3 separate regions of the Mus musculus genome follow, and regions 1 and 2 are each linked to region 3. A link is a loop called in an ENCODE intact Hi-C map of the cell type or tissue named here. Cell type or tissue: heart. All regions are shown on one strand.

What was found. Hi-C counts contacts between places; a loop is a spot of excess contacts. Peaks named below come from ENCODE experiments on the same cell type or tissue, not always from the same donor. Only the 100,000 strongest peaks of a DNase experiment are listed, where the experiment ranks them.
Region 1: it touches region 3 in a loop (4-fold over the local background); 23 of 42 quality-filtered maps call a loop at or near these places.
Region 2: a loop joins it to region 3, with 2.1 times the contacts of the local background. A loop is called at or near these places in 11 of 42 quality-filtered maps.

Annotation. Positions count from the first base shown.
Region 1 is chr15:36,175,601-36,183,600 of GRCm38, reverse strand. It overlaps Polr2k (polymerase (RNA) II (DNA directed) polypeptide K), which reads right to left. Exons shown (of 4, transcript NM_023127.3): 4 at 6,589-6,847. The coding sequence ends at 6,825. Spag1 (sperm associated antigen 1) reads right to left here and starts at 6,847. Exons shown (of 20, transcript NM_001359982.1): 1 at 6,400-6,847; 2 at 4,998-5,150; 3 at 1,758-1,905. The coding sequence starts at 5,031. In heart, a CTCF peak has its summit at 3,915 (motif pointing left); a DNase peak (open chromatin) is centred at 3,940; H3K4me3 peaks cover 840 bases; H3K27ac peaks cover 749 bases.
Region 2 is chr15:36,370,161-36,378,160 of GRCm38, reverse strand. It overlaps Gm34150 (a long non-coding RNA gene), which reads right to left and starts at 3,809. Exons shown (of 4, transcript XR_383935.4): 1 at 3,493-3,809; 2 at 2,696-2,960; 3 at 1,935-2,110; 4 at 1,031-1,490. In heart, no CTCF peak of the experiment used is centred here; DNase peaks (open chromatin) are centred at 3,230, 4,480 and 6,560; H3K4me3 peaks cover 1,822 bases; H3K27ac peaks cover 2,088 bases.
Region 3 is chr15:36,484,741-36,492,740 of GRCm38, reverse strand. Ankrd46 (ankyrin repeat domain 46) reads left to right here. Exons shown (of 5, transcript NM_175134.4): 3 at 6,614-6,946. The coding sequence starts at 6,636. Among named protein-coding and RNA genes, the nearest start is that of Ankrd46, 8.0 kb to the left of the region's middle. In heart, CTCF peaks have their summits at 2,648 (motif pointing right) and 3,870 (motif pointing right); DNase peaks (open chromatin) are centred at 1,810, 2,780, 3,830, 6,790 and 1 weaker place; H3K27ac peaks cover 1,673 bases.

The DNA.
Region 1 (8,000 bases), 310 kb after region 3:
TGATCTCAAGGGCTGTGCAAGGCGGGAGCTGGGAGGCTGGCTCGGCCATCACTGGCCATTCCCATCAGCAAATCTACAGCATACACAGGGCTGAGGACTCCAAAGAAACCAAGGTGAGTTACACACATTAAAGGTTGAATTATGGGCCAGGGAGCCAGCTTGGCTGCTCTTCCAAAGGACCTGACTTCATTCCCACGTGGCAGCTCACTTCTGTCAGTGCAGTTAGTTCCAGGCTATCTGACTCCCTCCAACCAACACCTTCTGGCCTCTGTGGCTACTGGATGCACATAGACGTACATACAGGCTCAATACCCATATGCATAAAATAATACATATTTAATTTCAATAAGTAATATTCTCTTTCCTAACATATATATGTTCATTTTATGCACAGAGCAATTTCAAAATGTATACTGGAAATTCAGTATTAGAGACAGGCTGACAGATAATGCAGGCTTCCATGTCAAAGAGTTTCTGTTAAAAAAAAAAGTCTCATTTTGAGTCAAGGTCTCATACAGCCCAGGCTGATTTCTACATCCTGTGGCTTAGGATGACCATGAACTTCTAATCCTTCTGGGCTCACATTCCTTGTGCTGGACGGCGAATGCTTGCCACCAAATTCCACTGATGTGACTCAAACCCAGTGTCTCATGAATACGAGGCAGACATTGTAAAACATCCCCAGCCCTTGTCACTGTTGCTTGTTTTTAGATTTAATTATTTGTATATATGTGAGTACACTGTAGCTGTCTTCAGACACACCAGAAGAGAGCATCGGATCCCCATTACAGATGGTTGTGAGCCACCATGTGGTTGCTGGGAATTGAACTCAGGACTTCCGGAAGAGTAGTCAGTGCTCTTAACCACTGAGCCATCTCTCCAGGACTGTTTGTTGGTTTTTAATGTATGAGGAGAAAATGGCTGAGAAACAGCTTAGACAAAACACTCTTAAAGTAAACCACTCAAGAAACAGAATCCCTTCCCTAGAAAGCTAGATGAAGTTCTGAACTCCACAGGCCTCCTTGGGCACTGGCATACATGTGCCAAGATACATACATACATACATACATACATTCATACATACATACATACATAAGTCTTTTAAAGGGAAGAAGGTCAGAGAAAATAAAAGCAAGGACCAGTGAAGAGCCAAGAATCATGACTGCATCCTGGGAAGGCTGTTGGCTCAGGAGCCACAAGTGCTTCTGCAGCCGAACGCTCTTCTTCAAATCCAATCTCTCAGGAAACCCACTGACATCCCAGGTTGGTACTCCATGGGGCAGAGACTCTTGAAACTCATGACAATCAGCTGCATTGTTAAAAGCTCGCTTCCCTTCTCAGGCTTCCTGAAGTGGAACGGCTGAGAATGAGGCACTCAAAACAACTACATCTGGACACCCATACAAGATTTGACATCACCAGGCTCGGATAACTTCCTGTTTCAGGCTCTCCACCATCTTCCCTGGGATCAGGCAGCAGAGAGTCACCCTTAGCTGTCAGAGAACCAAAAAGTGCGCCTCCCCCAGTAGCATGTTTCCATGGCTTTACCTTTTCTTGGACAGCCAATGGAGGCCAGCTGACTACCCACTTGGATCCTAACCAGCCATGTCTCATGTGGTCCAAAACCACAGAATCAAACCAATCAGGGACCTATGTACTGACTTCAATATTTGAAAATTCCCCAACACTTCCATTGTTGATTTGTCTCCCTGAAGGCAATGGCATAAAAAGCATGAAATCATTTTTTAAATGCTTACCTCAGCACATAAAGAATTTTTTCCAGGTGTTTCACATCTGAACAGTTTTCAATATACTTGAAATCCAAATGTTCGATGGGAATTTTAAATGTTTTTGTTGTTCCAAAGCCCCACAATGATGGACAGTCCTTAGCCTTAGCAGTCATGGCTGAAACATAATGTAAAAAAACAGATGTGAATCTAATATACATAATTTAGCTCAATTATATATATCATATAACATTATCATATGTATGTAATAATATATATACACACATGTATATGTATATATGTATGTATATATAATTTAGCTCAATCTAGGTAGTCCTGAGTGATCTTAGAGGGAAATAAGCAGAGTGATTTTTTTTTTCCTCAAAGAGGAAGGTTGTCTGTTTTGAACTTTCCTCTCAATATTAACCAAGTCAAAATATTCATCATACATGTATTATCTAAGACTTCACCTTAAACAAGGCCTGACAGAACGATAAAACATTCGGGTGCAAAAACTACAGGTTATATAAAAATCAGGTTTGAGGGCTTCTTGATGAAGTAGAACTGCATGCTTCTGACATGAAGTGAAGCTGTCACTGGGTGCTAGAAAGTTAAGCCCTCCCACACAGATGTGGGCACAAGCGACAAAGCCTCCTGAAATGAAGTTGTGTATCTCAACAGGTTGGCACGTAACAGTCGGTTGCTAAGTGTGGGACTGAGGAGATGGCTCAGTGGCCGAGAGCAGAGCCCGGGGTGGACTGCCAGTGTCCACAGCAGTCCTGTCATTTCTCCTCCAGGTCATCTGGGGCTGTCTCTGGCTTCTGTGGACACAGGATGTGTGATGCAGACACACATGCAGGCACAATCTTTATATAATAAAATAGTAGTCTGTTTAAAACACTCTTAATTCCTTCCCCAAACTTAAAAAATCTAAAGAATTAAACAAAGACACAAAGTGGAGCCAGATGCCTTTAGCTCCAGAGTTTGGGAGCAGGCGGATCTTTCTGAGTTCTAGACCAGCTTGGTCTTCTTTTTTTTTTTTTTTAAAAGATTTATTCATTTATTATATGTAAGTACACTGTAGCTGTCTTCAGACACACCAGAAGAGGGCGTCAGGTCTTGTTATGGATGGTTGTGAGCCACCTTGTGGTTGCTGGGACTTGAACACTGGACCTTTGGAAGAGCAGTCGGGTACTTTTACCCACTGAGCCATCTCACCAGCCCCCCAGCTTGGTCTTCATATCAAGTTTTGGCCAGTCAAGGTTACATGGTGAGATCCATCTCAATAAACAAACAAAACAAAACAAAACAAAACAAAAACCCTATTTTTAAAAAGCTTTCAGATTTATAAAACTTTTGTATTCTGTCATGAAATCTCCACACTAACATAGATTTGGCAGAAAAACCAAACCAAACCCAGTTTTCCTTCTGTTGCTGGGACAAACACCATGACCAAAAGCAACTTGGGAAGGAGCAGGCTTATCTCATCTCACAGATTACAATTCATCACTGAATGGAGTGGGGCTGGAACTCAGGGCAAGAACATGGAGGCAGGAGCTGAATCGGAGGCCATAGAGGGGTGCTGCTCACTGGCTCACTTCCCAAGGCAGCCATCTTTCTTATAACTCCCAGGACCACCCACGGCAGGCTGGACCCTCCACCATCAATCATTAATCAGAAATACCCCACAGACTTTCCAATCTGATAGAGGCAATTCCTCAGTTTTAATTCCCTTTTGCCAGATGACCCCAGTTTGTGTCAATCTGACAATTAAAAACAAACACACAAAAAGCACATATTACAAACTTACGTTCACACTACGCAATAAAAGCACATTCATCAAGACTCACAAGCTTTTCTAAGTTCTTCTGAAGTATGTTTCTTTCTTTCTTTTTATTTCCCTGTGTAAAATCCTTAAACCTGTGGCAATTAGAAATGTTAGCTTTCTGGGCATTTAGATTGTTCTCGGGAGAATTTTTCCGTATTTCTTTTCAGTCTTTCTGTCTAAAAGCTTGATCATGGCTGGGTCTGATTTATTTGCCATCACCCTGCTCACATTCATTTCCTGTATTTCCTAATCAGTGTAGTAGTAATATCTCCTGTGCAAACTACCATAGCGTTTCCTGGTAACCCCAGTAACGTGAAAACTCAGCTTCTCCTACTCAGGCAGCCGGCGCCCTCTGCAGCCAGAAACGGAAGTGGCACGCCCCAGCCATGGCAACGGTTTCCAGGCACCGCCAGACCCAGGTAAAGTGTCTAGGACGAGCCTGGGAACTAGCTCTTGGGCCAACCTGCAAGCTTTGGCGCAGGGAGTCCTTCCTCCGGCTTGGGCTGGGGGCTGAAGCAGATGGCTGTCCCCAGGAAACCACAGTGCGGCAACTCCACCCCCGTGTGAACCACAGCGGTGGAAAGATCCAATCGCCTTCCCAGACTAGAAAGGACGTTCGTCGACAGTGTGCGTGTGCGGCCGCTTCTCCACGCCCCGAGGGTGCTCACCTGGGTCTCTGTAGCCAGCGGAGGATGCCGACCCGAGACCCGAGCCGGTGCCCAATGCGGCTGGGCGGAGACTAAGCCCTCTGACCCGCAATTGGCTACCCCTGCTGCCCGCTGATTGGCTTCACAGGCCGCAGCCAATTTCTGCCCTCACAGAGGGCAGACCCCCGCCCCCTTGGGATTTAGTCTGTTTTACAGTAAGTTAGAAGGTGTTTCTTTTTGCTTTGTTTTGATTTTTCGTGACAGGATTTCTGCGTGTAGCCTTGACTATCCTGGAACTCCCTCTGTAGATACGCCTGCCTCTCCCTCCCGAGTACTCGGATTAAAGGTGTGTACCACATACACCACTTAAAACGCTGTTAATAGACCGCTGTACTCCTAAGGGAAGTGGTGTCTAGTCCTACGTAACTGAAATACTTAATTGAAACGTCAGACTCTGTTGCACACTAGGTTTACTTATCTACCATCCTTTGAACAAGAATAAATGAAAGGCACATTTTCCTCTTTTCCTACAGCCACATTTCCTGAGAGGATGGTGAAGAGCAAGGTACCCCTTAGAGTGCTGGAGATACAAACATGATTGACAGAAGCAATTCAGATGAATAAAACAGTAGAGGTCGTTTTGTGGAGAAACTTCCATTTTAAATACATTTCAGATTTGGTGCCCAGTTCATAACAGGAATCCAATAAATTCTCCTTTTTAGAAAAGTCTGCAGGAAGGGGCCACTGTGGCTGGTATCAATTCCAATGCTCAACCCATTACATTTATATACTTACTTAGGGTTTCATGTTGGAGAATGCTAAACTGCATATTTATAGATGAAGACTCAATCTTTCGGATAATCCTTAAGCTGTCTCACTTATGTGAACAGCATCCAGACAGCAAAGCGAGTCTCAAGCAAACACCTGAACTTCCGAAGCACTGATTTCCTGCAGAGGAAAAACTGTAACAATCTGGAGAAAGGCTGTCATGCCATGCATGGGCTTGTAATTTTCTTTCCACACTTCATGTTTTCTTCTGGCTATACAATCTGTGCTGAATTGAAAAAGGTCAAAATAATCTGAAGACTGTGGGCAAGCAAAAAAAATATCTGTAGTCATAAAGAGACCAACAAAGAGATATGTAAAGAAAGGCTTAAGCCTGTAATCCCAGCACTCGGGAGGCAGAGGCAGGCGGATTTCTGAGTTTGAGGCCAGCCTGGTCTACAAAGTGAGTTCCAGGACAGCCAGGGCTACACAGAGAAACCCTGTCTCGAAAAACCAAAAAAAAAAAAAAAAAAAAAAAAGGCTTAGTAAGAGTTACACGGCTAACTCACAAGAGCCAACAAAGTTTATTCTTACAGAGCTCTTCAACAGCAAAGTATTTCAAGCTGTGCCTGGTAGTGTAGGCCTGCACTCCTAATTACCCAGGAGGAAGGAGGATTTGCAGAGTCCAGAAAACTTAGTAAGACACAGAGTAAAGCAACAGAGGGGAGCACCTTGGAGGAGCGCTGGCTGTTCTAGTAGTCACTCTTAGCCTCTACGTAGCTACGTAGCCAGAGACAACCTTGAACCCCTTCTATATCCTCCGGCCTCTACCTCCCAAGCAGTGGGATTTCAGACAGGTTTCACTACACCCAATGCCCAGAACTATGTGGTCTGAGGGATGTGTGCACCTACGTAAGTGAGGAAACTTATTCTACCAAAGTCTGTGTGGACTGTATGCACACACCCAGAAGGCAGTGTCAGATGCCCTGGAACTGGAGTTCCAGTCTGTTAGGACAGACCCAACATGGATATTCAAACAGAACCAGGGACCTTTGAAAGTACAGCAAGTGCTCTCAACTGCTGAGCCAGTCCTCTGACCAGCTGTCTTAGTCTATTCGCTTCTGATTTTTATCCATTACTTTTGACTATTTACAGTTCTTTTTTGTTGTTGTTTTGGGGTTTTTTTTTTTGTTTTTGTTTTTTTGGTTTTTCGAGATAGGGTTTCTCTGTATAGCCCTGACTGTCCTGGAACTCACTTTGTAGACCAGGCTGGCCTGGAACTCAGAAATCCGCCTGCCTCTGCCTCCCAAGTGCTGGGATTAAAGGCGTGCGTCACCACTGCCTGGCCTGACTTTTTACAGTTCTACAGCTAGCAAGTACTCTGGATAGTTTAGAGTTGTTGACAAAGTGCAGTCGTTTCCAAGGGACTTACTTCTTCAGACCTTTTTCAATGTTCTATTTTAGTTCTTCTTCTCTGTGGGTGTTCTACATGCACATGCCCAAGTCTAGGTCAGAGGACAGACCCATTTCAGGAGTCCATTCCTCTTCCACTACGTGGATCCCAGGGCCTGAAGCAAGTCATCTGGCTTGATGGCTTTCTAACAAGACATTGAATAGAAATGGTTTGAGGAAACACTTTTAATCTTCACTGTGTGACGGATTACAAAAGCAATAAATTAAGCCATATATTGAACCAAAATTTCCTTTATACAAAGTATTAAAATACAATTGTATTTCTAAATGAAATCATAGGCATACAGTTGTTTTCATTAAGTAAACTAAGCCAAATGCTATACATTAAAGAGAAACATCAATGAGGCAAATGTATGAATGAAGATACTTCTGAACTCCCACATTTCATCGAGCATCAAAAACCACCACTGTTGAATTGAGTTAAGGATTTTAAACAGTACTTAAAATTGTATAAGACTAAGGCTTCCAAGTCACCCCCTGCACCACGCTTGCAATTGGATAGAAAATGAACAAAAGAATGAAGTTCACTATGACCACCAGAGATTATCTAAAAAAATAAAGTGCACTACTTCCATTTTCAGTAGCTCACTTTTTTGGATACAAGATAAATAACATAAATTACTAATGTAACATATAATAATATAAAGAATAAATAAGCAAAAATATTTTTAAAAAACTCACTGAAGCAATTGATGACTTTTTTTTTCCTTTTGGTTTTTCAAGACAGGGTTTCTCTGTATAGCCCTGGCTGTCCTGGAACTCACTTTGTAGAGCAGGCTGACTTTTAAGAGTTTGTGTTGGTTAACATGAAACAGTTTGTAGGCCTCACTATTTTTCATTAAGTTATTAACTTCTTCTATACTTTAGATTGTTCATAACCAACAACAAACAATGACTACTAGTAAAAACAAAGATTTCCTGAGAAGTAAAAAAGACTTACTGAGAGCCCATAATGAATGGTACATGAAAATGCTAATCATGTTTACAAAAAAAAAAAAAAAAAAAAAAAAAAAAGGGAAGAAACACATTGGCAGTACATGCCTTTAATCCTGGTATTTGGAGGTTGGGGGTAGGAAGAGGTAGGCAGATCTCTGAGTTTGAGGCCAGAGTTTTAGGATGGTCAGTGATACCCTAAATAAATGAATAAATTGAAAATGTACTTATTAGGGTTTAAATTTCTTTACTTAGGTTTATTTTATGCATGAGTGCTTTTGCCTGCATGCATATATTGTACCATTTGGGTCCCTAGGGTCAGGGGTCTGTCTATCCAACCACCTGTGACTGTGAGCAATCATGGTTCTAGAAATGGGCCCTTGGATAAACCAGGCAATGCTGTTATCTGCTGATCCGTTTCTCTAGCCCCCATTTGGTTCTTTGAGACTGGGTCTCACTAAGTAGCTCTAGCTGGTCTGGAATACTAAACATAGACCAAGCTGGCCTTGAATTCACCGGGCCCCGCCGCCCAAGTTTTGGGAAAAATAAATCCTATTAAAATAATTAATCTGGGTGTACCTCCTGTGGAGTCTCCACTCTCTCAGCTCTCATTCTTAATAAGTCCAC
Region 2 (8,000 bases), 110 kb after region 3:
AGAAACCCTAAGACAGCCCGAGATGTTGATTTTGTCTGAAGCCTCTCTGCTTAGCCTGTAGATGTCTGTCTTCTGTTTCATCACATGTTTAGTCTAAGTCTGTCTTAGTTAGGGTTTATATTGCTATGAAAAGGACCTTGATACAAATAAACTCAAAGAAGAAAGGGTTTATTTTAGCTTACACTTAATAGTCCACAGCTAGGTGGTGCGCATACTTTTATTCCCAGCACTCAGGAGGCAAAGACAGGCAGATCTCTGAGTTCAAGGCTACCCTGGTCTACAGAATGACTTCCAGGATAGCCAGGGCCACACAGAGAAATCCTGTCTTAAAAACAACAACAACAAAGCCCATTTAATATTCTACCACTGAGGGAAGCCAGAGCAGGAACCAAAGGCAGGAACCCAGGGCCAGGAACTGACACAGAGGCCATGGAAGAGTGCTGCTTACTGGCTTGCTCTCCATGGTTTGCTCAGTTTGGTTTCTATATGCTCCAGGACTACCTGTCTAGGAATGACACCACCCACGGTGGACTAGCCCCTCCCACATCAAGCACCAATCAATAAGATGCTAGGTAGACTCATCTACAGGTCAATCTGATGAAAGCCATTCCCTAACTGAGGCACAGTCTTCCAAGATGACTCCATCTTGTCACAATGACAAAACACTAACTCCACAGATCCTGATCTCTTCTTCACCAATTCTATTGTGTTATGGCCCAACCATGTGACTTGTTATGCCACAATGACCTCTTAAAAGGTTCTGTCCCTGAACATAGTGACATTCTGAGGTTGGAGGAGGTAATAGGAGTTCAAAGTATGGATAGACACTACAATGAATAAGAAAAGATTCAGGTGTTACATTTTTATTTTGATTTTTTTTATTATAAAAATGTCCAATCTGACTCAAGAATAGGAAACAAACAGAAAACCTTGAGCCAGTGCCTAGCATTAACACCAATCGACTAGTTTCTTTTCCTTACGTTTGTTTTATGCTTTTGCTTGAATGCATATTAAAGATATTCCAGAATTGTATCATCATGAATTTCAGCTAAATCTCCAAAGCAAATACTTTTATGTAACAATAATTCCATTATCTCATTCATTGAAATTACAAAAAAAAATCATTGACATTTGATAAATTTTCTCAGTTATCAAAATTAACTTTTCTGCTATCTGTTCAAATTAGGATCTGCCCAGTTCATTCACTGTGTTTGGCTCTTAGGTATCCTCCGAGGTCTCTGAGTCTGTTCTACCCTGGAGCTGACCTCTCTGCGTCTCCTCAGCAGTGACCTGGGGAAGCAGCACAGTTTCTCTTGGTTGCCCAAACCCAGCTTTCACCTGCCTTTCCTGCAAGGCCTTTAACTGTGCCTCCCGTATCCTCATCTTCTTTCGAGATCAGAGATTATTTGGCTTGGCTGTGGTTCCGGCTCAACTGTTTCTTGGCATACTCCACTCATGGGTCTGTTTCCTTGTGTGGGTTTTAACCATCTCTGTGGGGGGTGCATTGTTAACACTGTTAAAATGTCTGAAGCTGACTGGCTGATCTCACCACTGCAAACTATTACCTGTTGATAACCACTAGTCCCCTCCCAATAAAAACTGTAACACGATTATTTCCTGCAACACGATTATTTTCTGATTCTGAAGTTTCCACTAAAATTCACCCGACTCTGAATGTTGATCTATAGAAGAACATGCCTCAATCCACCTGGCTTTCAGTTATGCTGAAACCTGGTTCACGGTAAAAGGGATGACAGATTCTGCCTATTTTTAACATGGCCTTCTACCACTGTTAACTGAGTTACATTTAGAACACATTTGAGCAAATAGATTTTTTTTCATATTTTCTTGTTTGTTCATTGAGACATGGTCTCTCAACAGAGCCCTTGCTGTCTTGGAACTCACTATGTAGACCAACCTGGCCTCAAACTCACCTGCCTCTGCCTTCTGGGTGCTGGGATCAAAGGTGTGGCATGAGCAACCACTCCACTCCAAAACAAAATCTTTTTTAAACAGTTCCAAGGATGAGACTCGGGTTGTTAGTTAGGCTTAGTGCCAAATCTTTGCATTGAGCCATTGTAACAGCCTGGAAGCCAATTTGGTAGGACATCTATAATGAATATTTGAAAAAAAAATCAGATTATCTGATACCAAAACATCTTTGGTATCCTCTTAATCTGAAGATTAGCATCTTTGAAGGTCTGAAGATGCAGAGGGAAAAGAGGAGAGGGGAGGGAGAAAGGAGAGGAAGGAGGGAGAGAGAGGAGAGGGATCAATGAGGAAGAAAAGGTGGTGAGAGGAGGGGAAGACAGGAAAAGAGAGTTGGGAGGAAAGGAGAGAAGAGAGGGAGGCAGGAGAAGGAAGAGGGGAGGGGCAAGACAGTATGGGGGAGGAGGGGGAATGGGAGGGAGAGAAGAGGAGGAGGAGTCAGGAGAGGGGGAGTTCAGCCTTGGCTTCAGAGGTAGTCCCCAAATGGGAACCAGCAGCACCCTGCTTGAAGTTATTTGACCCCTCCAGAGACCACCTAGGAAGGCACTCTGAGTCCCACAAAGTCAGAGTTCTTCCAGAACAATTGGCTGCACGCTGCTCCATCCTCTGAGTCAGGAATCAACACAGAATCTTAGCAACAGAGCTGATGAGTGGGCGGACTTTATTCCTACTGGGTAGCTTTTATGACTTTGTCAACCTGTCTTACCCTATTTAGGAATCATCCCGGCTCCAGCTTTCCTTCTAGATAATCCGTAAACATCCACGCATGAATCAAGCCAAGTATTTGTTGCTATTCAAGCTATACGGTCCCCAGATTGTCTTCCAGCAGGTGAGTCACCACTCACACATGGGCCAGGTGCCAGCTTCGCCTGACTGGGCTGCTCTTCTGCACCTGAATTAATTAGCACCCCAAACCGCCTAAACTCTGCTGCGCGCCCACTCAGGCATGGCTGCGATCGAGAGTTCTAGAGCTGTTTTTAAAAAAGGAAAGAAAGAAAAGAGCAATATCTGGGAAATGAGCAAGACTGAAGACCGGAAGTCCTCCACGTTCAAGGCAGTTTCTTATCAGAAGTGCAGTAAAGAAATAGCAACTTACGCCATTTAGACAAACAGCCCTTCGGTCTAGAGTGCCTGTGGAATGCAAAGCAGCCTCACCGGGGAAGGGGAGTGGCTCCAGGGAGGCTGCTGCAGAGAAAAGGCTGCCAGGACTCAGAAAAGCAGCTGGGCATGGCGAGAGGGAAGGGAAAGCCACCCCGTGAATTCGAGATTACATTCTATGCTTTTGTGTCTCATGAATGCTCTTTTCCAGGAGCCCCAACCCTGGGCTCAGCCCCTGGAGGGGAGAAGGAACACTCACAGGAACACAGTTACTGCCTGCCTAGGCGGTGGATACAGAAAGCCAGTAAGAGCAATTTGGTAGCAATTTGATAGTACTCCATCCGGAGAATCCAGAATCCTTTCCTAGAGCAAGATACGCCGCCCGCCGAGGTCAACTTTACCAACCCAAATAGCCACAGGAGCCAACTTCTCTTCCTGTCCTCCAGGAGGTTCTGAACTATCAGGTCACTGTCACCCCCTGTGCTCTTCAGGGTCTCCATGAGCGTTCGAATTACTTCAATTTAGAATACAGCGTGTGTGGTTCAGCTACAGTGCTACTGAGACCCCAGACGCATTCCAACCATGTCAACTTCTGGAGATTCTGTTGCGTGCGCTGTGTGGCTGGGCGGCTCCAAGCTGCCCTTGTAGGTGGTGGGAAGAGAGAAAGAGAGGGTGTGGGAGAGAAGACTGGGAGGCGGGGCAGAACACAGCCAGCCTCACAGGCACTTTCTCCTAGGACCTTGGTCAGGGAGTAACCCAGAAGCAGCCCTTCCTGCCTCCAGGGAGGTTTAGCAGTGAGTCTTCCTTAATCCCCAGAGCCCTTTTAAGTTTGGTGGGCTTCTCCTTCCTTCCTCCAGCCAGGTAGAACACCGGGGTGCCAAGGCCTCGGGCTCCTGTGCCTGTGCTTTCACACTGCCTCTGCCTACATTAAAGAGAGCGGTGCATGGTCCCTCTCTGAAGAAGCTCTGGGGATTGAGGCATGCTGGGGCAGGGACCAGGCCTCTCCTTAGCATCCTGGGACTAGCCCATAGTGACTGTGGGGCTTTATCCCCAGAACCTGCTGTTAAACTTGCCTAGATGGGCTAACCTACTTCCCCCAAGGCCAGATGGGAGGAACAAAGCAAGACTGTGACAAAGTGTAGTTGAAGACAAAACCTCTCAAGGTTTTTTTTTTTTTCTTTTAATTTTGTTTTTGTTTTTGATCCTGCAAATATCCCCAGAATGTCTGTGCTGACAGGACTGTGAAGACTGCTGGCTCCATCACTGAAAAGAGAGCAGCCCCTGACCAGCAGAGGGTTTCCTGGAGTGAAGGGGAAGGAGAGAGCCTTCTGCAGTAGCCCCTAGCCTATCTATGCTCTCCAATTGCGCCAGAGCGCACTTTGTCTGGCACCAGTCCCTGCTCCTCCTGTCTGCCCTCTGTTTCCTGGAGACCTTGAGGAAGGGAGCCTTCATTTATGTGAGCCAAGATGTAGCAAATTCGCATCTGGGAGAAAATGACTCAGGGCTTTCATAAGATCCTGAATTTGATTTCCCTACTCACTGACACTTCATAATCCAACAAAACCTGCTGTTAGTAAAGTAGCATATTTTCCCTCCCTCCCTCCATCCCTCCCTTCCTCCCCCCCACTTCCTTTCCCCCCTCCTTCTCTTCTTTTCTGACAGGGTCCCACTATGTAGTGCTGGCTGTCCTGGAACTCACTATAGCAGTGTTCTCAACCTTCCTAATGATGTAACCCTTTAAATACAGTTCTTCATGTTGTTGTGACCCACAGCCACAAAATTATTTCATTGCTACTTCATAACTATAATTTTACTACTATTGTGAATTGTAATGCAAACATCTGTGTTTTCCAACAGTCATAGGCAACCTTTATAAAAGGGTCATTTGACCCCGCCTGGAGGAGATTACACCCCACAAGCTGAGAACCACTGTGCTATATAGTAGAATAGACTGATCTTCAACTCAAGCATTAACTCATAGAGATCCACCCACCTCTACCTCCAGAGAGCTGGTATTAAAGGTGTGCACCACCATGCCTGGACAATGAACATTTTCTTTTTTTTCTTTTTTTTAATTAGATATTTTCTTCATTTACATTTCAAATGCTATCCCCAAAGCCCCCTATACCCTCCCCCAGCCCTGCTCCCCAACCCACCCACTTCTGCTTCCTGGCCCTGGCATTCCCCTGTACTGGGGCATGTGATCTTAGCAATATCAAGGGCCTCTCCTCCCATTGATGGCCGACTAGGCCATCCTCTGCTACATATGCAGCTAGAGACACGAGCTCTTGGGGGGGAGGGGGTTACTGGTTAGTTCATACTGTTGTTCCTCCTATAGGGTTGCTGACCCCTTTAGCTCCTTGGGTAGTTTCTCTAGCTCCTTCATTAGGGAACCTGTGTTCCATCCAATAGATGACTGTGAGCATCCACCTCTGTATTTGCCAGGTACTGGCATAGCCTCACAAGAGAGAGCTATGTCAGGGTCCTGTCAGCAAAATCTTTCTGGCATATGCAATAGTGTCTGGGTTTGGAGGTTGTATATGGAATGGATCCTGTTCCAACTTGTGATATGAACATTTTCTTTAAGCAGCTAATAACTCACAAAGTGAAACCAGTTCCAAGGTTGGTTATCAGCAGAGTGTGTCCTAAGGCCTTTATATGCTTATTATAAGCCCAATACAGTTGCTGCCACACTGGAGGCAGAGACATTTCATATTTCCTCTGAAGGTTTGATTGTGTTAATCCAGGAAATGAACTGACTTAGGCAGAGAAATAAGAGAGGGTTACATACAACTTAATTAACATGCAGAAATGGGGTGGGTGGTAAATAGCATGTATGAGATGCTGTGGGGTATCCACCACCGAAGATTGCTCAGACATGGGTTTAAGCCAATAGGAAATCTTTATTAGCCAGCCATCGATTACACCAGGTGTTCAGGATCCCAGTGTAGCACTGAACCTTTCTCAGGGTAAGCTTTTAGGCACAAAACCAATATCTGGGTTGACATACTTCAATGAACAAGAACAGTTAACCAGAAGTAGAACTACAGAAGTCAAAAGCAAGGATAGGCTATTTAGAGACTTTCCCAGAACTATGGACTTCAATGCATTAGGCCTGTGTTTTAGTTTTGACAGGTACTGCTGTCTACATGCTGAGTCAGTTGTGCTAAGGTCTGGAGTCTTACTAGGGTTTGATGCCCTGTTACATAAGATACAGAAGGAGTGTGGGCAGTTGGAGCTCGTTAGATAGAAATGTGGGGCTTCTGGGGAGATAGCAGACAGATTACAGGTAAGAGGGGTCCTCAGATTGGGAACCTGGGCCTGCATCCTGCAATGTTTTCTCATGTATCTGTGAGGAACTGAAAGTTAGAGAGACTCCCTGCTAGGAGGAGGGGCCACAGCTCAGTAATAAAGATGCCAAACCTTCTTCCTCCACCTCCTGACTTGATGCAAAGGCCTGGCAGCTGGAAACAAAGGCCTTGCTGGCTTGGAAGGTTTCTCAGTCAGTGGGAAATCCCCTCCTTCAGCAGTGGACCTGTCCAACAAGTTCAAAGCTAGTTCAGGACATGTTTATCTCAAATTTGTGGCCCTATCAGCCTCCCTGTCTTTGTTCAAACTGACCAACCCTAAGTTAGTCAGACCTTAAGACCCACCAGCTCTTGAAGAGAAATCAGATTTCAGACTGTCTGGCTTTGCAAAGGATCTTGTTCTTGGTGTGTGCGTCTGTGTGCGCGCGCACATCTGTGTGTGTGTGTGTGTGTGTGTGTGTGTGTGTGTGCGAGTGTGTGTGTGAGTGTGTGTGTGTCTGTGTGTGTGTCTGTGTGTGTGTGTATTTCTTCACCTGAATAGAAGAAACCTTTCTTCACCTCTACACTGGATGATTCCCTGTATCTGAGATTTTCCCTGCTGCTACTTGTCACGCTTGAGATCTTTCCTGCCTTTTAATTATTTAACTGGCTGAGAAAACAAGCTTGATCAAGGAAGCTGGAAGCTCATATTCTTTGGAGTCCTTCATGTGTCAGATCTGCAGATCCTCTTAGCTAACTCAAATTATGCTAACGGAATCAATTTGGGGTAGACCTTTTGATCTCCTGGTACTCGCTCAAGGAAATGTCTGAGGTCTAAGAAAAAAGAAGGAAAAACAACAACAAAAGACAAACAACAACAACAAAACCAGATCAGATACAGCAGGTGTTAACCATTTCTTAACTAAGGCAGTGGCAGGCACTTCAAACACTTCGTACATAGACATAAAGCAAGAAAGTAAACCTTAATAGCCCCTAGTCTGCAGACCTCTGAAGTATGCAGCTATTTAGGGATTTTTTTTGCGCCCCCCCCCCCGACACATATATGTCATTTGTGTTAAAGTCAGAATACATTTTATTAATTATTTGGGAATTTAATACAATGCATTTTGATCATATAAGTTTCACTGGTTTTGTTTTTCAGAGACAGAATCTCATGTAGCCCTGAGGCTGGTATGCAAGCATCACCAACAGAATACAAGAGATAGAAGAGAGAATATCAGGGGAAGAAGATACCATAGAAAACATTGACACAACAGTCAAAGAAAATGCAAAAAGCAAAAAGCTCCTAACCCAAAACATCCAGGAAATCCAGGACACAATGAGAAGACCAAACCTAAGGATAAGAGGTATAGAAGAGAGTGGATATTCCCAACTTAAAGGGCCAGTAAATATCTTTACAATTCAACAAAATTGTAGAAGAAAACTTCCCTAACCTAAAGAGAGATATGCCCATGAACATACAAGAAGCCTACAGAACTCCAAACAGACTGAACCAGAAAAGAAATTCCACCCACCACATAATAATCAAAACACCAAATTCACAAAACAAAACAAAATTATTAAAAGTAGTAAGGGAAAAAGGTCAAGTAACATATAAAGGCAGAC
Region 3 (8,000 bases):
AGAATTAGAGCAGAAGCCTGTGGTATTGGAGTAGGAAGTCAGTAACCGGGGATCAGAGGGTGTTCTGAGTAAGACCAGCAGGGACGGTGCCAGCAGCGGCCTTGAAGCTGGCTGGAGCCTTGGCAGCAGGTGTGCCAGAGATTTCTCCCTGTTTGGTCCCTAGAGGGGGCTCAGGCAGAGACTGAAGGATATAGAAGAAATATCCATAAAGTGAGGGGGGGGCCTTTAGATGGTCAGATATCCCTGTGCATTACAACCAGGAGTGGCAGCTATGAGGGTGGTGAGGCCTCCCGGGTGTATCTGTTTCTGAAGTGGTGGTAACACCTATAATCACCTGATAAACCATAGCTACAAACCAAGATCAGCTCAGTCCAGGTAGAAGAAAGGATGAGTATTGCTGGAGAGACAGGCTGAAGGCCAAAGTCATATTTTCAAGCTGTCTTGAACCTGAAGCATGGCTTTAATTTGTCGCTGTTTCTTCTTATGCCTCTGTAGCTTAAGATACAAAACATTTCTGATTCATTTCACTTTCCAGAATCCAAAACCTGTGCCTTCTGGGGTATAATTTGTCCCATGAGCTCAACAGTAAGAAACTTGTTATAGCATCTGGAGCCCGTGAGGTCATCGTCTTCTAAAAGCCTCTTCAAGAACAATTCTCATGTCACCGTGACCTTTCTGAACAGTGTGGTCCTCTTGAGTGCCAGAACAGCGCTCAGAGTAGCAGCTATTCAAACTTTAAAGAAAGAATTGTTAAGAGTTAGTTTGTCACGTCTCTAGTGACAGGTCATACGGAACATTTTGAAAAGTGAGAACATTTACCATTATCGCCAGTCTCCTTAGTATTAGTCATAGTGTGAATGACAAAATGTGGTTTTAAGAGATAGTGAATAAGAACTGGAAGAGAACTCAGGCATGTATGTAAAATAGCAAGGAGCTTTAACTCCTGGGGTCTGAGTCTCCACTGGATGATCCGCCCAGGCAGGAGATATTATTCACAGTTGAGGCTGGCGGGTCTGAGTGTGGCTGTGTAGGGAGTGCTCTGCGTTCAGGGAGCTCGTTCTCCCTGTGCTGCCACACTGACCTTTGAGCTTCTGAACAGTCTGTACAGATAGCCGGAGTGGAGGCTGCAGAGACGGCTCCGTGGCTAAGAGAGTAGTGTGCTCTTCCAGCGGACCCACTTATGTGCGGTGACTCAAAGCCTCCTGAAACTCCACTTCCAGGGGAGCCTGCGCCTCTGACCTCTCTACACATGCACAGCGCTACCCCCACCACATATCCATAATTCCTGGGTGCTGACGTGGGACCTGCCAGACTCAGTCCGTGTCTCTGAAAGACTCCCCAGAGCTCTGAGAGACTGCACCCGCCTGCCTGTGTGACACCTTGCTGGGAGAGGCTGTGCGCAGGCTGGCTTAGTGGAATGGAGACTTGCTTTGATTTGTTCCTCTTCTACTTGAAAGTATTCTGTTGGAGGAACTCCAGGACTTGCTGGATCTGCTCTGCCTCAGTTACAGGCATTCCCCGCTTTCCACCCCACCACAGTTTCCTACGTGACAGAATGATTCAGCTACAACCTGATGCCTGCCTGGGATCCCTTACGTAGTCTTAGCCCATTATCTGGGCTTGGCATTGTGAGAAGGAGAAAACTCCTCATTTTCTTATTACATCCTGGTCCTTGAACTCATCCTACCTCACTAGGTCTCAAAAGATGACCCCTACACATCATCGCCAAGAGAGGAGCGAGCCAGAGCTCCCTGTAACGATGAGATACTTCCCGGCCATCAGAGAGGTTTCAGCTTTAGACATCCAACAGCTGTGTGCCAGGGCCTTCTCCCAATTCAGGGTCATTTAGCAACAATGCTGTTTTAACAGCTGTTGGGAAGGAAAGCTGGCCGCTTGCAGTTATGTGTTAGGTCCAACCGAGGCCTCCGGGGTAGCATACCAACTTTGTAAGAGTGGCTGGGTTTTAAGGGTCTATAAAGGTCACTTGGTGTAATACTATGATGTGTGTAGCCTCATGGCAGTCAGACAGCCCAGAGATGTCTACTAGACCGTCTTCGCGGCTGTGTGAAGGAAGAAGTCGCTCCCCGTGTTGTTCAGATAGAGGCTTTGCCTGAAGGATGCAGCACCTGCCAGCCACTGCATAATTCTATTTTCACGTACAAGGCAAGGCTGTCTCTAAAACTAAACCACGCTGATGCCTCACAAGGTGTCACTGTTGGATATGAGAAATGCTGTTAAATCAGCCGTTGTCTATCAGCGAGGGGCAGAACATAGAAGGCTCCACCTCCCAGGCCTTTAATGTCCAGGCAGTTCAGTATAGATCATAAACTGAAAAGGACCCCATGTAGTGAGAGTTTCAGACACTGCAGACTTACATAGCAAAGAATCTAGAAAACAAAAGTATTAACCTATCTAAACTAGCAATGATTACTTTTATGGAGATTTATTTAGATTGATTTAAATCTATTATCTTTTCTAAAAAAGTTGAGTTGTGACTAAACTCTAGTCAATAAAGCAATAAATAATCTAAATATTGCCAGAATACAGCAGACGCCCCTGTCTTAGTGATTTTAGTTTCTTGTTATCTCAGACAGTGAGAAATGCTTAGGCACAGCAAGGCCAGGAATTCAGTCACGTCCTGTCCACTAGAGGACATTGTCAAAGACTTTGTTATTGTTGTTCCACAAAACCTTACTTGTATTCAGTGACGACAGGATTGCTTTCAGAACGCTGTGCCGGCTGCTTCCTGTGGAGCAGTGACCCTGCAGAGCTGGATTGTTCTTGGGATGAGGGAGTCCATTTGGAATGTGAACACGTGTGTCTATCCCCTGGCCTGAGGTCTGTGGTGTGTGTCCACTTGGGTTATGAGCAGTCGCCGCTCCCTGGGAGATCTAGGAGTGCGCACGGGCATGGGTGGTTGCTTTCTAACTGGAAGCCACTGGACTCCTTTACAGGGATAAGAACAACCAAGAGCACGGAGACTCCAGGTTGGGCTCCCTCTCCCACACACTACTTCCCTCTGCTGCTTTCTGTGATGTTAGGCAGCGTATGCACTGAGATCTCACAGTCCTCCCCGCAGCCCTCCCCTCGGCCCTCCCCAAAGTCCTCCCCACAGCCCTCCCTGCCTTGTGCACTGAGATCTCATGGCCCCCTTCCCCAACATGCCAGTTTTGTATACATTTTGCTCCGGCATCTTAGCTTTAATACCTGCTTCTAATTGCTCCTCCATAGGTGTGATGTCACCAGTGCATTTGAACCAGGATTGTCGCACTTATTCATGCTTTCCCAGTGACTTTCAAAATGAAAATCAAATCCATACTGTATGAACTTGATTCTTGATTCTGGATAGGGAAAGAAATGTAAGGCTTCCAGCACAGCCCAGACGAAAGCACGTCACTTCCCATTAGTTTCCGGCCATGAAGAATTTGATCCTAGAACTTGTGTACTTTGATCCAAGACTGTGAATCTAGAATTTGGGATGTAAATGGAAAATCATGTTCCATAGAACTTACCATCAAGTCGGCAGCTCTCAAGCTTCTACCCAAACCTCCTTGCTTGTTGTTTAGGTTTCGGTCACAGCTGAGGCCTGAAGGACAGCTAGGGTAGGGTGAGTGATGGCATCAGTGCTGCACGCAGGGCAAGAGTTCTGAGACTGCACCACCCCTCACACCTGACCGCATACTTCTATGGCAGTGCCCACAAGTCTGCCTGTGTGCCTGTCTGTGGGCAGGCCTCATGCACACTGCCCTTACAAACCAGGGCCTCCGTGACAGCCAGTGTGCTTTCTGGGGCTTGGCTGCCCCCATTGTAGGCTACTCCAGATGTTGTGTTTTTACTCTGCCAGTTCTTGGAAGGTTTTTCTCCCCACTAGATGTCACCCCATTGCTAGAAGCTACTCTGTTACCCAGGGATGGACATGCCTTTCAAGTTTGCTTCCCGCACAGCAGGGTACTGTAGTGCCTGGGACTGTAATAACTGCAGCCTGAGGACTAAGTCACACAGCTGAGAAGGATCCAAACTGGTTTCACTCCCAGGCAGCGCAGCACCACACACATCTGGATTGGGTGGCCAAACTTTGTCAGCTCCCAGCAACAAGAAAACTGGCTCTACAGTCCTAAGAGTTGCTCCTCGCATGGGTCAGACTTCAGATCTCTCCCTCCTGCTTCTCTTGGATTTGGACTTTAAGTACAACCAGCTCAAATGACGGATTTCAGGCACAGTGAATGTTTAGTGATTGATGCTGCGCTTCTGTGACCCAGGCTGCTGCCCAGCACCCTGCTTCAACAGTTCTTCATAGGAATTGAGCCGGGTACACTGCTGCACCAAATGGGCCCAAGGGAAGTCTGAGGGTGGGTGACAAGCGATTTAAGAACAAGGCCTGGCAAGTGCAGGGGCTGCTGCAGAGACAAGAGCCAGACCGTTTGTCTGGCAGAGCTATATGCTCCGGGTCTTTGCGAACCTTTCCCCCACTTATGAACAGCATTTTCTTTCTAAGAGTTATTTGTGGAGCTAGGGTAGCTCAGTGGTTGACCTTGCTTTTGCAAAGCCCTGGGCTCCAATTTCATGACCCTGCAAAAATCAATCAGCTAAAGTTAGAGGTTAGCTTCCACTTACTCTGTGGCCAATATGCATTGAGAATCCAGAGGCTGAGGGTGACTTCCAGAGCCCGGCTTCTCCCTGAAGATGACACATGGAGGACTCTTTCCTGCCTGCACTTTGTCAGTAGTCACAGCTCCATGTCACAGTCACGCCCCTGTACTCTCCTTCTCACTCCCGAGTTGAGTGCCTGGCCGTCACTTGGGTGGCCTGGCCAGTGGCTGCTTCACCTCAGGTGTTCTGGGGAATGTGCACAGGCCCCCTGGCCGTGTGTGTCACGGAACAGTGCGCTCTTTATCACACTGCACCTTGTTATAGGTGACATTCCTTGATTGCTTGTCTCTAGTCTTTTCTGTATAACCCTGCACATTTCTGCCAGGTCTCTGTCTGAAAGACCAGGAAGACCACCCATCTCCTTGGCCTGAAGTCTAAAGGGACTCTTCCAGAAATTCATGGAGAGTGAAACTTAGCTTGAAGTTGTTAGGGTTACATAACATTCAGTAAAAACCCCAAGTATATGCCTGCTCCATTGGGCCCAGCACTGGAGGGACAGAAGGAACAGGTCCTCAGTGTGTACGGGCTGATGCCTGCCTCAGAGCCAAGAGGAGGTAGACACAGTGCTCTGGAGCCAGGCAGCCTGGGCTGCAGAGCCGAATAGAGAGGCTGAGAACCTGCCAGGCTCGGTGCCTCTGGGCTCTGCACTCCCGGACCCTCGGGAAGGGGCTTAGATACAGTCAGTTGGCCTAGTACCCAGTTCCATTAGTGTTCCAGGCAGATTTCACCTGAGAAACTGTGCAAGCTGAGCCTGTGAATTAGAGCCTTCTCCACAGGGGCTGGCAAGATGGCGCAGAAGATAAAGCTGCTTGCAGCCCAGTTGGATGGCCTGAGTTTGATGCCTGGGACCCACATGGTAGAAGGAGAGAACCAATTTCCACAAGCTGTTCTCTGGCCCTCTCACATGTACAGTGGCATGCACACATGGTGTGCACAGACATACACATGATAGAAAAATAAATGAATTGTTTTTAAAGAGCCTTCTCTGTAAACACCCGGTCTCTGCGTTGCTGTCTCTCTTCAGAGTTCCTTTTGAGAGACTTGACTTTCTTCTCAGCTGAAGTGAAGGGCAGGAGAGAGCTGGTGAAGCAGGGTGGGCTGTGGCTAAGGCAGCACACCGTGGCTAAGGCAGCACAGGGCTAGCTTTTCAGTGCGAGCTCTCTGGAACACTAATGGGACTTGGTACTAGAGCTGCCTACTATGTGCCTAGCCTCCAGGGAATTCAGATCACAGAACCCAGGTGGAGTGGGGGCTTTGGTGCTGTGAATTGTACCCTGGGCACAGCTGCTGCCTTGGCCTGTGTCTGTCTTCCTCATCTCAGTTCTTAGACACTGGGAGTTTCGAAAAACCGAGTACTGAGGTGACCATAAGACAGCAGAAGAGGTTAATTCTGTAGAAGTCTGTTGATTTAATGACATTTAAAAATCAGTGTGTTGGTTCCTTTAACTTTTAAAACGAAGTCTTAAGTCCTGCACCTCAGATAGAGTGTTCTGCAGGGTAGATTGCGTTGGCTCGTGGGCTTTCCCCACGGGTACTTTTGTTAGCTCTATAGAGCATCTCTCGTAAGAAGGAAGAGTCTGAAGAAGAATTTCCACGCAGTAAGAGTGCCAGCTGTAATGTGCACACGTAGCGATGGCTCGTTCTACAGCTCAAAGTTCACACGAGTTCCCTTTTAAGGTCATGACTTAAAATCTAATTGTATTTTAGCTTTAAAAATATTTCAGCCCTTTATTGTGATAAAAATGAAGAGTTTTACAGTAATTTAATTGCCACTTTGATCCTGCAGATATGAAGAAAAGGAATTCTTTTAGCGGAAAATAAGACACAGTAGATACTTTTGTGATTGTTGTTTGTTTGGTAAGGAAATGTATTCCAAGCGTGAGATAAGAATGGTGATAGAGTTCCTCTGCCTGCCTGCCTGCCACAGGCCTCACCAGCTGTCCCTCGCCTCCTTCCACTGCAGGAGTGGCCGTCCACCACAGACGATGTCCTACGTTTTTGTGAATGATTCTTCACAGACTAACGTGCCCTTGCTCCAAGCTTGCATCGATGGGGACTTCACCTATTCCAAGAGGCTTTTGGAAAGTGGCTTTGATCCAAATATCCGAGACAGCAGAGGCAGAACGGGCCTTCACCTCGCCGCGGCCCGAGGGAATGTGGACATCTGCCAGCTGCTGCATAAGTTTGGAGCTGATCCACTGGCCACAGATTACCAGGGGAACACGGCCCTCCACCTGTGTGGCCATGTGGACACCATTCAGTTCTTAGTTTCCAACGGACTCAAAATTGATATTTGGTGAGTTCTCTGTTCCCATTAGATAGATGTGCAGGCCATGGGCTGACCACCACCTGATCCATTGTAATGACAAGTTCTGGAAGGTACGGAAGCCTGTGCACTCAGTAGGGCAGTGTGGGAGCCCTAGAGCTCCATGTGCAAGTGCATGTGTGTGTGTACGTGCAAGTGTGCCCGTGCACCCGTGTGTGTGTGTGTGTGTGTGTGTGTGTGTGTGTGTGTGGTGTGCCTGTGTGTGTGCCTGTGTGTGTTTGTGGTGTGTGCATATGTGTGTGTGCCTGTGTTTGTGTATAGTGTGTGCATGTGTGTGTGTGCTTCTGTGTGTGTGTGTGCATGTGTGTGAAACAGTAGCTGGTTTCTGTTAATTATGAACATATAACTCAACAACAGAAGGAAGAGGACGGTTTTATCAGCTTGTTCTAAGGTCACAGTAGTGCTCCCTGTAGTGGCTTCATTTGAATTATTTTTTAGATTTTTCCCATGTAGGTATCTGTCTGTTGTATGCAGGTATCTGTCTGTTGTATGCAGGTATCTGTCTGTCTGTTGTATGCAGGTATCTGTCTGTTATATGCAGGTATGTCTGTTGTATGCAGGTATCTATTGTATGCAGGTATTTGTTTGTCTGTTGTATGCAGGAATCTGTCTGTTGTATGCAGGTATCTATTGTATGCAGGTATTTGTTTGTCTGTTGTATGCAGGTATCTGTCTGTTGTATGCAGGTATCTGTCTGTTGAGCATTATTCCTCAGCCCTCCCTTTTCTCATGTTACACACGAGACAGGCATGTCAAGAAGTCATCTAGCTTAGAGAGACTGGAGTCCTATGTCTCCTGTCAGGCATGCTGGCCCATCATAGCTGTGGGCCTGAGTCCTCTTCAGGTGGAGGACACTGCGGGGGTCTGTGTTGTTGGACAGTAACACCCGATCTCCTGCGTGGAAGGGCCAGCTCCCCTCAAAGCTGAGCTTGAACTTGAAGCTGCAGGTTCCTGCTTTCAGAGCATGGCCGCAGGACAGAGCGGGGCAGCAGCTGACAGTGGAGTCAGCATGGTCGAGTCTGCT